Linked DNA regions of Homo sapiens: regions 1 and 2 are each linked to region 3. Evidence: read pairs that join two places in POLR2A ChIA-PET (ENCODE). Cell type or tissue: K562. All regions are shown on one strand. Each heading gives the region's core, and the rest is flanking DNA. Links, peaks and the distances in the headings are about the cores only.

The links. ChIA-PET counts read pairs that join two places held together with the same protein. Peaks named below come from ENCODE experiments on the same cell type or tissue, not always from the same donor. Only the 100,000 strongest peaks of a DNase experiment are listed, where the experiment ranks them.
Region 1: POLR2A ChIA-PET joins it to region 3 with 5 read pairs; 5 of 35 experiments call an interaction of 5 or more read pairs at or near these places.
Region 2: POLR2A ChIA-PET joins it to region 3 with 5 read pairs; 1 of 35 experiments calls an interaction of 5 or more read pairs at or near these places.

The regions. Positions count from the first base shown.
Region 1 is chr7:157,148,645-157,153,865 of GRCh38, forward strand. The region is part of intron 1 of UBE3C (ubiquitin protein ligase E3C); the gene reads left to right. Among named protein-coding and RNA genes, the nearest start is that of UBE3C, 12 kb to the left of the region's middle. In K562, for the core only: a CTCF peak has its summit at 3,177; a DNase peak (open chromatin) is centred at 2,427.
Region 2 is chr7:156,557,555-156,562,775 of GRCh38, forward strand. The region is part of intron 2 of RNF32-DT (RNF32 divergent transcript); the gene reads right to left. Among named protein-coding and RNA genes, the nearest start is that of LINC00244, 20 kb to the left of the region's middle. In K562, for the core only: a CTCF peak has its summit at 2,718; a DNase peak (open chromatin) is centred at 2,717; H3K27me3 peaks cover 2,221 bases.
Region 3 is chr7:156,883,805-156,889,025 of GRCh38, forward strand. The region is part of intron 1 of LMBR1 (limb development membrane protein 1); the gene reads right to left. Among named protein-coding and RNA genes, the nearest start is that of LMBR1, 6.8 kb to the right of the region's middle. In K562, for the core only: no CTCF peak of the experiment used is centred there; DNase peaks (open chromatin) are centred at 2,447 and 2,787.

The DNA.
Region 1 (5,221 bases), core at 687-4,686, 270 kb after region 3:
ATATACATTGTAGTGGAACATAAAAACTTTTTCTTACAGATCTGGCATCAAATAAAGTCAAAATATTTTCTAAGATCAAATTAGTTCTTTTTTTTTTTTTTTTTTCCTTTAAGAGACAGGGCCTCACTGTGTCGCCCAGGCTGGAGTGCAGTAGCTATTCACAGGCATGATCATAGTGCACAGCAGCCTCAAACTCCTGATCTCCAGCGATTCTCCTGCCTCAGCCTCCTGAGGAGCTGGAACTCCAGGCTTGCCACTACCCAACCCCAGCCTGGCTCTGAAAATGTTAATTGACTGTCAGGACTGGTATTATTTAGCAACACTGCATTTGTTCCTTCGAATACAGTTATGCTGTATCCTTTACATGTAGGAGCAAAAGACTGTAGTTCCCTGCTATAGATAAGGTTAAGAATTCTTTTTTTGTTTTTTGAGATAGAGTTTTGCTCTTGTCGCCCAGGCTGGAGTGCAATGGCTCAATCTCGGCTCACTGCAACCTCCGCCTGCCAGGTTCAAGCAATTCTCCTGCCTCTGCCTCCGGAGTAGCTGGGATTACAGGTGCCTGCCACCACACCCAGCTAATTTTTCTATTTTTAGTAGAGATGGGTTTCACCATCTTGGTCAGGCTGGTCTCGAATTCCTGACCTCAGGTGATCCACCCACCTCAGCCTCCCAAAGTGCTGGGATTACAGGCGTGAGCCACTATGCCTGGCCAGGAATTCAACCGATTTTTAAAAATAGAAACCAAGCGGAATGGAAGGAGTGAGACTTGAGACTAATTGTCTCATTGTCTCATTTTCTTTGGACATTAAATCTGGGCCTACAGGGAGGTGAGTAAAGCACCATACAGTATTTAAGGAGGCACTTACTCTCAGGTTCATGCACAGGCGGACCCTGCACTGGCACATCCCTGAGAGTGAGTGCCTCCTTAAATTTGTGCCTTAAGCATCTGGCTTGCCTCATGATATCCCCTACTTGGCTTTAACCACTTGAATGTGTGCTGATTTTCTTGAGTTACAGTGTGAATTGCCAGCTAGGGTCCTTAAAAGGTTGAAAAAATAGATGGTCTCATAAGACCATAGAATAGCCTCAAAAGAAGTTCTTGCAAAAGCTGTAAGGAGCTTCACTCTGTGACTTTTCTTTAATTCTTCTATTATAGAATGTAGGCACCTAGGAATTTGGAAGTGGGGCATCTTATTCTTTGACTGTGACCCCTGTTTTTTACTGCCTTTAAAGCAGCTGCTTTCTGCATGTCCTTGTTCTCCTGTCTCAGGCCTCCAAATGCCGCCCTTTACCATTTGTCAGCATGAAGGAGAAGCCATGCTTTCCATAGCCCATCACCTTCGATGGTGGTCAAATTACAGGCTGTAATACCTGCTGTTGCTGAGGGCATACAGACACTGGGCACAACCTACCTAGGGTTGGTTATAACAGATTTATCAAGAGTCTAACAAGGCCAGGCATGGTGGCTCACACCTGTAATCCTAGCACTTTTGGAGGTGGAGGCTGGCAGATCACTTGAGGTCAGGAGTTCCAGACCAGCCTGGCCAACGTGGTGAAACCCCATCTCTACTAAAAATACAAAAAATTAGCTGAGTGTGGTGGCACCCGCCTGTAATCCCAGCTACTTGGGAGGCAGAGGCGGGAGAATCGCTTGAACCCAGGAGGCAGAGGTTGCAGTGAGCTGAGATCATACCACTGTCCTCCAGCCTGGGTGACAGGGCAAGACTCTGTCTCAAAAAAAAAAAAGAGTCTAACAAGATATGTCCCCTCTAATCCAGCAGAACAAATTTCTACATTTAGAAACGTAAAAATTTATTCTAGTGAACTAATATGCATAAGAGAAGATGCATGGGAAAGGTGATTTATGGCATTACTTATAATACTGAAAAATACTGAAACAGCCTACATGTCTAAATACAGGACATTTGTTAAATAACCGTTAATATAACAATGCAGTGAAATACTGTGCAGCCATTTAAAATGGTCATGATGCGTATTAATGTCTGTCATTAATTTATTAACATACTTGTATTTATGAACATGATTTATTGTTAATGGAAATAAGTAGATTACAAAACAGGATTGCAGTCTGCATTTAAATTATGTTTATCTGAACAGTAAAGATAGCTAGTTTCCCAGTTTCTTAATTTCCATTGAATAAAAGAAAGATACTAGTTGCTTATTGCTGTGTAATAGAGCTTAAAGCAATACGTTTTTGTTACCTTGGTCAGTTCTGTGGGGCAGGCATCTGGATCTACTTCTGCGCTGGCCTGTTCACAAGCCTGGAAGTTAGTGCTGGCCGTTGGCAGGAGAGTCAGTTCTCGGCCGCTTGCGGGGCTTCTTAGGGATACCGTGTCCTCATGGCAGCTGGCCTCCCGCTAAGCTGCTGAGCAGACAGAGCAGGGAGGAAGGGCAAAGCCTGTGGTGACTTTGGTCATGGTGTATTTGTCCAGCCCACTCTCGGGGTGAGGGGAGTCGGGCTCCACCCCCTAAAGGGCAGCAGTAGCAAAGCGTCTGTGGACATAATCCTGAAGCCACCGTAGAAGGGAGCTTCAGGTTTAGCTTAGTCGTAAACGCTGGCGCTGCAAAACAAATACGCTGTGTTTTCTGCCTCAGCCTATTAGGAGTTAAAAATTGTGGTTTTCCTTCTTACCTCTTACCTTCTGTATCAGTAGTTATTGGCTACATAAATAACAACACAGTGAGTTAAAAAGCAAGCATTGTCAACATACATTTTGGTGAATGTGAGTTCACTCGGAGAAGATTGTATAGCTCTTTGGAAATGTAACAAAGAAATTGGCAAACTAGGAGCAGCTTAAAAAACAAGTAAATAGAGACCTGACTTAAAATGCTATTTTTCTAGATGTGCCCTCCTGATCATGTGCTGGCTTTTCTTGTGAACTGTTACCTTCTCCCGTATGCTGCTTGGAAATGCTTAGGTTCCTGCATTATCCTGCCGGAAATACTATCTATTAAGCCGTTTAAGTGTCTTCCTCAAAAAAGCCCAGTAGAACCATAAGGAGTAATTTTTTGTAACAATGCAAATTCACTGATTTAGATCATTTAGCTTTTTAATCCATTTGCCCTTGGAGAGAAGAGGGGGCTATGCAATTGGACCAAGAGGAGTCAATGATTTTGAAGTCAGTCAGCCCTTGGTTTGTCACCATGACAACCGTGGAGCAGGAGGTAGCCACATCATGACAGGGAGGAGAGGTGAGTGAAGTGAGAAGCAGGGGAGCATCACAGTAAAGTGGCCGTCATCTGAGAACTCTTCTGCACAGCCTCGTACCCAGAAGTTTGTTCCCCTTCTGTTCTAGTACCATGTGTGTATCCTATTTCCAGAACCCCAAGCAAGCATCAGTTTTTGTGTGCTGGACTGGGTAGGATTCTTAGGACTATTTACATATTAACATTACTGTCACCAGTTAGAGGGACAGCATGGGCAAAGCTGTCCAACCATGGAGACGTGGTGTTCAGCTACAGGTTGTGGCCAGAATGGGGGTGGGCAAAGGGTGTAGGGAAAGTGGAAGAGAAGGCTGGGAGGAAGGTAGTCAGGGACAGAGCTGGGAGGAAGGTAGTCAGGGAGAGAGCTGGGGGAAAGGTAATTAGGGACAGAGCTGGGGAGCATTGTAGGCCACACTAAGGCATATTCAGGGAGGACTGGAAAGCCGCTAAAGAGTTTTAAGCACATTAATGAGACTTAGGTTTTAGAGATGCGTGGGGGGCAGTTTGGGTGTTTGAATCTAGGGAGGCAAAGCCTGAAGCCAGGGAAATCAAGGGAGAAGCACCCACACTTGTGCCTGAAGAGCAATGAGGGCCTAAAACCTGCAGTGGGCATTTTCTTTTAAGGATGTTTGTGTTTCTCTCCTTGTTTGTCACATGCAGATCCTTGCGCTCCTCACTATTTGTTCTCCTGCAGGGCACTTTTCGTTTATGAGCTCATTGATCTCGACTTCTGATATGTGAGGCAGAGGTGTTAGTGTCCTGTGGAGGAAGAAATCAAGGCCTGGAGTCCAAATAATTTAGCAAAACCCCCAACACTGCCCTGTGGTTTGTTTATCCGGATGCTGTACGGCCTCTCCCTCGTGTCTGGGCAGGTTGTCTTGCCGGCACATCTTGCTTCTGTCTCCTGCTTTACTTGTGCATTCCTGTAACTGCTTGGGAAGTTGAGGACCACATCCTGCAGGCACTGAGAAGGTGGTTCCAACAGTCCTACATCTTTTGGAACTAATTTTTCTTACAGTGCAGCTTTAACGTTGTTTAATTTTTTGCCAGGTGTGGTGATGCACGCCTGTAATCCTAGCACTTTGGGAGGCTGAGGGGGGTGGATTGCCTGAGGTCAGGAGTTTGAGACCAGCCTAGCCAACATGGCGAAACCCTGTCTCTACTAAAAATACTGAAATTAGCCAGGCATGGTGGTGGGCGCCTGTAATCTCAGCTACTTGGGAGGCTGAGGCCGGAGAATGGCTTGAACCCCAGGGGAGCAGAGGTTGCAGTGAGCAGAGATCGCACCACTTCACTTCAGCCTGGATGAAAGAGTGGGACTCCCTCTCAAAAACAAAACAAAACAAAATTGTTCAGTTTTGTACATATTATTTTAGAGCTGTGTGAGCAGACGCTAGATTGTTGGCAGTTAGTATGGTTCACATCACATCTTGCCACTGTGAAACCCCTTTACTGCAAAAGACGAAATTTTAGAAAGTGTAACCTTGAAAAAAAAATAGTTAACTCTGGAACCAACTGTCTGTGACTTAGCTGTTCATCTTTTCTGGGCTTTTCTTTGTTGTATTGCGTAATGGGAGAGTCACAATTCTCTTTCTAATTTGTTTTTAACAGAGTCCAGGTCTCACGGCGTTGCCCAGGCTGGTCTTGAACCGAGCTCAATTGATCCTCCCACCTTGGCTTCCCCAGGTAATCCCAAGTGTTGGGATTACAGGTGTGAGCCACACGCCCAGCCAGAAAGTCATAATTCTTGATAAGGATAAAACCAAACTAGATTATCACGAATCTTCCTTGCTCTAAGAATGGTTGCGTTTCTACTCTGCAGTCAGTGGCCTTTTTAAAAAGTTAACTTTTCCTCCCGGCACTCTGGGAGGCTAAGGCAGGCAGATGCCTTGAGCCCAGGAGTTCCAGATCAGCCTGGGCAACATGGCGAGATCCCGTCTATACTAAAAATACAAAACAAACAAACAAACAAAAAAACGGGCATGGTGGTATATGT
Region 2 (5,221 bases), core at 687-4,686, 330 kb before region 3:
TATAGTTAAATTAGAATACATCTATGACATTCACACAATGGAATGACTGATAGTCAATAATGATGGTATAAATCTATATTTATTGAATTAGAAATATGTTCAAACTATGATATGTAAAAGCCAGGTTATAAAATAGCATACCTGCTATAAACAAATTTAATTTTCTTTGAAAGTGCATTTGTATGTTTTTGTGGCAAAAGAAAAAAATCTGAAGGGATTTTTACCAAAATGATAATAATGATTATTAATGGACAGTAAGATCTGAGTGATTTTTACTTTTCACTTTAAAGCTGTCTCTGTCACATAAACTTTTTATAATGATCATACGTTAATTTTTAATCTGCATTTGTAGTTCTAGATGTCAGGATGTGCTGGAGAAGGCTCAAGTTCTTGCCTCTCCAACATCAACTCCTTACAAAAGTTCGTGTTGTAAAACATTTTACATTTAACAACAGATTGTAGTCTATTCCTATTATTCTTTTTTTTTTTTTTTTTTGAGAGGGAGTCTCGCTCTGTCACCCAGGCTAGAGTGCAGTGGCGCGATCTCCGCTCACTGCAACCTTCGCCCCCCCAGTTCAAGTGATTCTCCTGCCTCAGCCTCCCGAGTAGCTGGGACTACAGGTACCCGCCACCATGCCCAGCTAATTTTTGTATTTTTAGTAGAAACGGGGTCTCACCATGTTGGCCAGGCTGGCCTCGAACTTCTGACTTTGTGATCTGCCCACCTCAGCCTCCCAGGTTCCTATTATTCTTTTGTGCCCACAATGATGAACACACCTGGTGATTCAGACCTCAGGAACCCTGGCCTCATCCCATGCTCTGATCTCATCCACACTGGCCTGTTGCCTGGTTAATGAGCTGTGATATCATAGCTTGTGAGGATGCATACTTGAGCAGGGATGAGACGCTAGGCAATGTTAGAGTCAACGCAAAGAAAAGAAATAAATACATTCCAAGCAGTACAGAAGGAAAAAAAATCTTAGGTATAATGGTTTTTTTCATAAAAGCATTCTAATTTCCTGAGTACATATTATAGTAATGTTTTAGTTTAAATGTTTTTTGATACAGAATTTCACTCCATTGCCCAGGCTGGAGTGCAGTGGTGCAATTGAAGTTCTGCTTATGATCATCTAATCTTAGAAAATAAAGTTAAGAAGTTGCTAGCCGATATATTAGAATATTTCCCACAAAAGGTGATCTTTGTCCCTTGAAAAGCAGAACCAAAAGTGGTTCCATGTATGTTTCAGAGTCATATAAACGTGGACCGCTGTGGAGGCAGCAGGACTCGCTCAGAGGAATGCTTGGAACATTATCATTTTTAATTCTAAATCCTCAAATGAGATAAAGTAGCCATCAAAATAGATTCCCGGCCTCTGATGGGATCTTGGGGAGCTAAGCCCCAGCTTCTGGTGTGAGCAGCCTAGGCCAGGTGACCAGGTCATGAGTAGGCCCATTTCTAACAGAGGGGTGGGGGGGGGTCTGCGTGGCTCAGGGGTGCATCCGGGAAGAAGACAGGGACCTGCTCAGGCGCGGCGACCACTCCAATGCACAAGCTGCTTGCTTTTGGCCAACTGGACTCCAGTAAGCTTCTTCACTGAGAGCTACAACAACCTGAAAATGATGACTCAGCCACAGGCATGACCAGGGCCACAGCTCGCATCTGTCCGTGCCAGGGAGGCTGTCCTTCAGAGCAATGGGCAACTGGAGCCTCTCCTGTCCTTGATCGCCTGGGCTGCCATAGCCAGGTGATGGCCTTCTTATCCAGGCATGGTGACTCGTGTCACCAGAGGGAGGGAGAATGCTTCCCATGCTAACCATGTTTGACTGTCCCTTTGTAGAACATTCTGATGTGTGTAAAGGATGAATTTGGGAATCTCCAAGCTTGGTTGACTTTGTAAAAGGAAAAGGTAAGAGATAAATGTGGACTCTGCCAATCCAGCACTGTCTAGGAGAGAGGACACTTTGAGACCCCCACACCTCTCGAGAAAGGCAACCCAAAGGGGAGCTGGGCACTGGGGTTCCAGGCAGTGGGGTCCCAGTGTCCTCATCCCAGGAGTGAGACCACCCCCACTGGATGCCAATAAAGCCCCTGAGGACAGCATTCACCTCCTTCTCTCTTGGGATTCCTGTTCACCGAACAGAGCACTCACTCCACACTCTCCCCTGGTATTCTGAGCCCTTCCACTGTTGCTTCGCCTTATAAATTAATAAAGCAGGGCCAGGCATGATGGCTCACACCTGTCATCCCAGTACTTGCTGAGGCCAAGGCAGGAGGATCTCTTGAGCTCAGGAATTTGAGACCAGCCTGGGCAACATAGTGAGACCCCCATCTCTGCTAAAAATTTTCAAAAAAAATTAAAATTAGCTGAGTGTGGTGGCCCACCTGTAGTCACAGTTACTTGGGAGCCTGAGGAGGGAGGATCACTTGATCCTGGAAGGTCGAGGCTGCAGTGAGCCATGATCGCACCACTGCACTTCAGCCTGGGCTGAAAGTGAAATTCTGTATCAAAAAACAAAGCAGACAACAAACAACAACAACAACAACAACAAAGTGGCATTCTGATTTCATGCATGTGTCTCATGAGTTCATTTAGGATAAGTTTGTCCCTGGGATTGGCAAGACTTTCAGGTTAGACCCAGAGCGCCAGGAAATCATGATGGCATCCCTAAAGACCTGTTGGGAGACAGTGAGCAGAACTTCCCTTGGCCGCCCCTAGAGGCTGCCACGAGTCTGGGAACATTGTGACTTTCTCTCCCAGGATAACCCACACTCCTGCAAGCGGCATTGAGGTCTTCGTCACCTGGCTCAGCCCAGCTCCTGGCCTCAGACCGCAGCTTTCTTATGCTGCACTTCCCAGCAACTCACAACTACTTGTACCCCACACACCTGCCCATGAGTGTGCATCCGCCCATCGCACGCACACAGCCTTATTCACAAGTGGGTCCTTAGCCTGCGGCTTCCTAAAACACCTACCCCCGATCTCCACGCCACAGGCTCCCTCGGCTTTCAGGTTTTGGCAAGATCACTTCCTCTTTATTGTGGCCAATCCCACTGCCCCAGCCACCTGAGCCCTCCCTGTCTCCATCTCCTCCGTCGTCATCATTTTATTACAATATTTAATGTATCTGTCTCCTCCCAGATAGTGAGCTTCCAGAGATGAGCAATTCTATAACTTTTAGATGCCTGGGATTTGCAACCTACTAAGTACAGGTATTGTAGGTGTTTCTCAAATGTGAAGTGAATAGCTAGAGCAAGATGTATTATCTATGTGTCAGAGGAAAATGCAAATGCAGTGAGTCTCCTGAGTGTTTCCTCACAGCACCAGGAGTGAAATGTTGGAGGAGGCGGAATGAGGCCTGAAGGAGCTTCCACCCGACCAACACCGGAGCCATGGGGAGGAGGGGGCTCCGCGCTCTCCCTCTCCTCTTCCCCCCTCTCCCTCTCCTCTTCCCCCCTGTCCTGACTGCTGGAGCCTCTCAGGAAGCAGTGTGTGAGAAAGGCGTGAAAATGAGAGTGAGGGGGATGAACTCCAGGCATCTGCGGGATCTGCCATGAAGAAGGAAACAGAAGGCAGGAAGTCACTGTGTGACTGCTGGAAGGAAAGAAAATTCCAGGGGCCAGCCATCCATCCAGGGCAAGTGTGCCTGGGTATCTGTTCATTTGCAAAAGTGCCTAAGTCTTCAATTACCTGTAAAATCAGACACACTTTCTCCCAACAATTTTTCTAAATTGGGTAAAGAAAGATATTAAATCCAATTTATAATATAATAAATTTTCCAAATTTGAAAAACTACTTTATATTCTCTAGGGAAGAGTCAGGCTGGAGGAATCTTGCCTTAACTCGCAGCTCCTACAGATTGCTTTTGACCATGAATATCTCATTTTATAGTCCCATTTTTCTAAGTGATATCCTGAACTAAGGAATAATTTAGATAATAAATCCATTTCAATTACTGTCCATTAGAAGACAGGAAAACATTAAGCCCAACCAAAGCTCGTGGGAATTATGGTTGCCCTTGCAGGTGAAAATGAATTTAGTGCAGCCATAGGTGATGCTGCCCTCCTCTAGCCCACGTTCTTTCTTATGGAAAGAGCACTCCACATTCAAACGACATGTTTCTCTGTCGTGCTTGTGAATGAAGAAACCATCATCTTTGAATTTTCGTAACACAAACTCGGACCCCATGACACAAAGTCACAACAGTGTGGGTCACAGAACTGTCTGATTCCCCGTCCCTTCCCACTCTCCTCTCCTCTCTCCTTTCTTTCTCTGACCTCCTTTGCTTGGCCATTCTGCAGCTCAGGAGACCTTCCCGCATTTCCAGACAGAAGCAGACAACAACTTGGCGGGGGCTGGGAGGCCCAATGTCAAATCTCTCAGAGAATCTGATCGGCTCCGCCTAGGTCAATACCCACCCTGGTCCACTCAGCTGTGCCATGGCCATCAGATCACACAAGTCGAACATCACTGATGGGTCAGGGCTCAGAGAAAGCAGCTGGTTCAGGGGTTAAGCAAGTGCTCCCGACATTTACTTCATAGTTTTCCCTAAAGCATTATGGGAAAAGTACATTTTGAAATACAGACAGGTCCCAAATTACAACAGTTGACTTATAATTCTTCACCTTTACAATAGTGTAAAAAGGGAGATGCCTTCAGTGGAAACCACACTTCAAATTTTGATCTTTTTCCAGGTTAACAATATACCATAGGATACCCTTACACTGCCTAGCAGCATCTGTGGCTCCCAGACAGCCAGCCCCACAGCCATGAGGGTGAGCAGCCTACCCTCAATAATTTTGCCAACTACGGGCTAACAAGCATGCTCTGAGCATGATTAAGGTAGACGAGGCTAAGCTGTGGTGTTCCGGAGGGTAGGTATATTAAATGAAATTTCAACTTCTGATATTTTCAATTTGAAATGGGTTTCAAGTTGAAGTTTCAATGGGTTCCTCATCATAAATTGAGGAACATCTGTAATTATTTATGCCTACATCAATGAGAAGATGGAGAAGTTTATTTTTCTTGTTTCCTTATGATTATTAGCATACATGCATCTTAACTCTTTTTAAACAGTGAGGAGCATGGGTAAAGATGGCCCAATTCCATCCTGTGTGAAGCTCTTATCATCACTCATGTTCAATCAGGATAAATAATTAAATAGCAATTATTTTGTTCTTCATCATTCACACTCATAATAATCATGGGAAATTCATCACGAA
Region 3 (5,221 bases), core at 512-4,511:
CTCTGACCCTCCTGCCTCTCCTATAAGGACCCTGTGACCACATAGAGCCCACCTGGATAATTCAGGGTAATTCTCCTTTAACATACTCACATCTGCAAAATCCCTTTACCCATGTAAAGTAACACACCACAGGCTCCAGGGATTACCACATGGATTACCAACTTCAGGGGCCATTATGCTGCCTACCGCAGAGGGGAAGCTGATTTAACCCAGTTTAGAAAAGTCAAATACAAATGAAACCTCTATACCTCTATCCCATTCCTTTTTGCTCTTCTATGTTAGAAAATCACTTCAACTTATGTTGGCTATTGGATTTGTTTCTAATACATCATTCCACTAGAAGACTTTACAACCACGTGAGAAAAAGAAATGCAGCCCCTGACATCTGGGAGCTGGCCTGGTAATATCACAGCTGGGCCTTGGTGTTGCTGTAAACTGGCTAACAACTCAGAGCAAGGCACACACCTAGGCCTTGATGACTGACTCTTCTGCTGAACATCAACAATTTCAGAGAACATCAATATCAGACAAGACCATGATGGATAAAGACTAAACAAGACCACTCTGTAATCACTCCTGAACACAAGCAAAAAAAAAAACATGAACATTGTCCAAATCACAGAAATGACCAACTCTCTATCCTGGCTAACAGGAATGACTGTTGCTTCTTTACCAGTTACAGCTTTAGCTTTATTCCAGTCTTCTTTCCTTCTAGAAAAGATTTCTTAAGCTATCCAGTTACAGAATTTTTCCAGCTTCCTAACAGCACCCCATACAGATCAAAGCCTCACTTCCTTAAACCCTTCCCAAACTACCTAGTAGAAGCCCAAATCCCATTTGAAAAGTTACTGAAACACCCCACAGTTCCCCATGGAACTCACTGAAATATGCAATAAGCCCAATTTGTCCAACTACAGGTGTGCTCTTGGAGGTCTTTCACTGGAGGGCAATGACAAAGGTCAGAAGACTACAGACTCCAAGATAACTGCATTCTGAACTTACATACAAGATTGGTGATTGGTTCCCACCTTCTGCCCAACCACTATTCCCAAGTGGGAAGGACTAAAGTTTTTTATCTCCTGCATAAAGGGTAAGCCATAGAGTTGAGGGCAAGACACCAGTAGAAAACAGCAGGTAAACTCATCTAGAGAGGCAGTAGATGAAGGATACTTCTATCCCCATTATCTCCCCACCTCCCATTTGGCCTAAAAGGAGCCAACTAAATGGGAAGGTTCTAAAATCTCTGTTGTGTAAGTCCCAGTCTGGCTGGGCACGGTGGCTCATGCCTGTAATCCCAGCACTTTGCGAGGCCGAGGCAGGGGCGGATCACCTGAGGTCAGGAGTTCAAGACCAGCTTGGCCAACATGGCAAAACCCCATCTCTACTAAAAATACAAAAATTAGCCAGGCATGGTGGCAGGCGCCTGTAATCCCAGCTACTTGGGAGGCTGAGGCAGGATAATCACTGGAATCTGGAAGGCGGAGGTTGCAGTGAGCCAGGATCGCTCCACTGCATTCCAGCCTCGGTGACAGAGCGAGACTCCGTGTAAAAGAAAAAAAAAAAAAAGTCCCAGTCAACCCCAGACTTGGTTCCAAAAATATTCTAGCCAAGAGGGGAGCTTAAGCCATACCCAGGATAAGGAAGAATTTAGATTGCGCAGCCAGGCCAGGCATGGTGGCTCACACCTCTAATTCTAGCACTTTGGGAAGCTGAGGCAGGAGGATTACTTGAGGCCAGGAGAGTTCAAGACCAGTCTGGGTAACACGGAAATAACCCGTCCATACAAAAATGGCCAGACGCATTGACTCACACCTGTAATCCCAGCACTTTGGGAGGCCAAGGCAGGAGGATCACTTGAGGTCAGGAGTTTGAGACTAGCCTGGCCAACATGGTAAAACCCTGCCTCTACTAAAAATTCAAAAACATTAGCCGGGCATGGTGGCAGGCACCTATAATCCCAGCTACTGGGAGGCTGAGGCAGGAGAATCACTTGAACCCGGGAAGCAGAGGTTATCGTGAGCCGAGATTGTGCCACTGCACTCCAGGCTGGGTGACAGAGACTCCATATCATAAATAAATAAATAAAATTAGCCAGGCATGGTGGTGGCACCTGTAATCCCAGCTACTCAAGAGGCTGAGGCACAAGAATTGCTTGAACCCAGGAGGTAGAGGTTGCAGTGAGCTGAGATAGTGCCACTGCACTCCAGCCTGGGTGACAGAGTGAGACTCTGCCTCAAAAAAAGAAAAAAAAAAAAAAAAAGACTTCCTTCAAGTAGGAAGATCTCTTGAGCCTGGGAGATAGAGGCTACAGTAAGCCGTGTTTGTGCCACAGCATTCCAGCCTGAGTGACGGAACCACACTCTGCCTCAAAAATAATTTTGTAAAGAGTCACAGCCTACAAGGTGGCAATCCTGATAGCTGGGAAGCATCCTCCCGCAGAGCACAGAAACAGACCTTCAAGGGAGGATAGAACAGGGATTTATGCTGAACGGGTTGGCCAAGTTTATATATTTAACAGGTTATAGGAGGAGCTATGAATATTCACAAAGTGGGGGAGGTCATGCACATGCAGGCTGAATAAACATGTATGTTACATACTTATCCATATTCACTTGTGGGTGGAGACTTAACATCTAAAAGGATTACAATGAGGCCCTGTAGTCAGATGGCGAAGCAGGGACATGAAGGCACTGAAGTGCACAGCCTCTGTAAACTGGCCAGAACCAGTTCATGCTCAGTGCTCTTATCAGGAGAAAGTTACTGAAATCAGTCTCTTGTCCAATCAAAGCTATAGTTATGGCTTGTGGAACAGGAGAGTGGGGATCACTTAGGGTCTGGCAGTGAGTGAGCTGCAGTTATCTTAATATTGCTTATCTGGAGGCCAGTGCTTGTTTAGCCGCTAGAAAAAAAGAAACACCTTGAGGCAGTTAGAACCAGTTTATTCTTTAAGGGGATGCTTTACTTAACCCTTGCCTGGCATGGCCCTACATTTTGTTCACAGTTGGGTATTTTATTGCCACAAAGAGTCTGTTCTCTCAGTCTTCAGATCTCTATTTTAACATTAATGCTGGTCAGCTGTGTTTAAACCTCAAAAGGGAGGGGGTATACTGAGGCGTGTCAGATGTCCCATCCCATTCTGGTTGGGAATTCAGTTTTTAAGGTTTCCTGGGGTCCCCTTAGCCAAGAGAGGGTATACTCAGTTAGCTGGCAGCCTTAGGATTTCATAGCTAGCTCTCAAAAGAAAGGAAATCAATCATTACTACCTGATACTAATAGCCAAAGTCAAATATGATCACTAAAGCAACTGACAAGAGAACTATGAGATATTCATAATACAAAAGACAAAATTATTACATGAGTATTTAAAAGTTAAACACTAGGCTGGGCGCGGTGGCTCACGCCTGTAATCCCAGCACTTTGGGAGGCCGAGGCGGCAGATCACGAGGTCAAGAGATTGAGACCATTCTGGCCAACATGGTGAAACCCCGTCTCTACTAAAAGTACAGAAATTAGCTGGGTGTGGTGACGCTCGCCTGTAGTCCCAGCTACTCGGGAGGCTGAGGCAGGAGAATTGCCTGAACCCGGGAGGCGGAGGTTGCAGTGAGCCTTGAGATTGTGCCACTGCACTCCAACCTGGCGACAGAGTGAGACTCCATCTCAAAAAAAAAAAAAAAAAAAAAAGTTAAACACTATATTGTACAAAAAAATTAATTCAAAATGGATCAGACCTAAACCTAAGAGCTAAAACTATACAACTCTTAGAGGAAAACCTTCATGATGCCAGTTGGTGATGATGCCAGTTGGTGATGAATTCTTGGATATGACACAAAAAAACACAGGCAACAAATGAAAAAATAGATCAATTGGACTACAAAATTAAAAACTTTTGTGCATCAAAGGACACTAGCAATAGAGTAAAAAGGCAACCCTACAGAATGGGCGAGAAGTGTTTGCAAATCACATGTCTGATAAGGGGTTAATATTCAGAATATATAAAGAACTCCTAAAACTAAACAACAAAAATCAAGCAACTCAATTCAAAAACAGGCAAAGAACAGATATTTCTCCAAAGAAGATGTCCATATAGTCAATAAGCACATGAAACAATGCTGAACTTCACTTATAATTAGGGAAATGCAAATCAAATCCAGCATCAGATACCATTTCACATCCATTTTAAAAAAAAGAAGAAAAACAGAAAACAATGTGTGTTGGTGAAGATGCGGAAGAACCAGAAACTCTGGCTCCTTGCTAGTGGGAATATAAAATGGTACAGCCTCTGTGGAAAATGGTATGGCAGTTCCTCAAAAAAATTAAACATAGAGGCCGGGCGTGGTGGCTCACGCCTGTAATCCCAGCACTTTGGGAGGCTGAGGCGGGCGAATCACGAGGTCAGGAGATCAAGACCTTCCTGGCTAACATGGTGAAACCCCGTCTCTACTAAAAATACAAAAAGTTAGCTGGGCGTGGTGGCGGGTGCCTGTAGTCCCAGCTACTCGGGAGGCTGAGGCAGGAGAATGGCATGAACCGGGGGGGCGGAGCTTGCAGTGAGCCGAGATTGAGTCACTGCACTCCAGCCTGGGAAACACAGCGAGACTCTGTCTCAAAAAAAAAAAAAAAAAAAATTAAACATAGAATTATCATATGATCCAGCAATTCTACTTCTGAATTGAAAGCAGGGACTCTAATAGATATTTGCATACCCATGATCACAGCAGCATTATTCACAATAGCCAAAAACAGAAACAACTCAGGTCAATTGATGAATGAATGGGTAAGCAAAATACAGTATACACAAAAAGAAAATATTATTCAGCCTGAACAAATTCTGGGCCAGGCACGTTGGCTCCCGCCTGTAATCCCAGCACTTTGGGAGGCCAGGGTGGGTGCATCACTTGAGGCCAGGAGTTCAAGAACAGCCTGGGCAACATAGCAAAAACCCCATCTCTACAAAAAATTAAAAAATGAGGCCAGGCACAGTGGCTCACACCTGTAATCCCAGCACTTTGGGAGGCTGAGGCAGGTGGATCACCTGGGGTCAGGAGTTCAAGACCAGCCTGGCCAACATGGTGAAACCCATCTCTACTAAAAATACAAAAATTAGCCAAGTGCGGTGGCGCATGCCTGTAATCCCAGCTACTCGGGAGGCTGAGGCAGGAGAATTGCTTGAACCAGGGAGGGAGAGGTTGCAATGAGCCGAGATCACGCCACTGCACTCTAG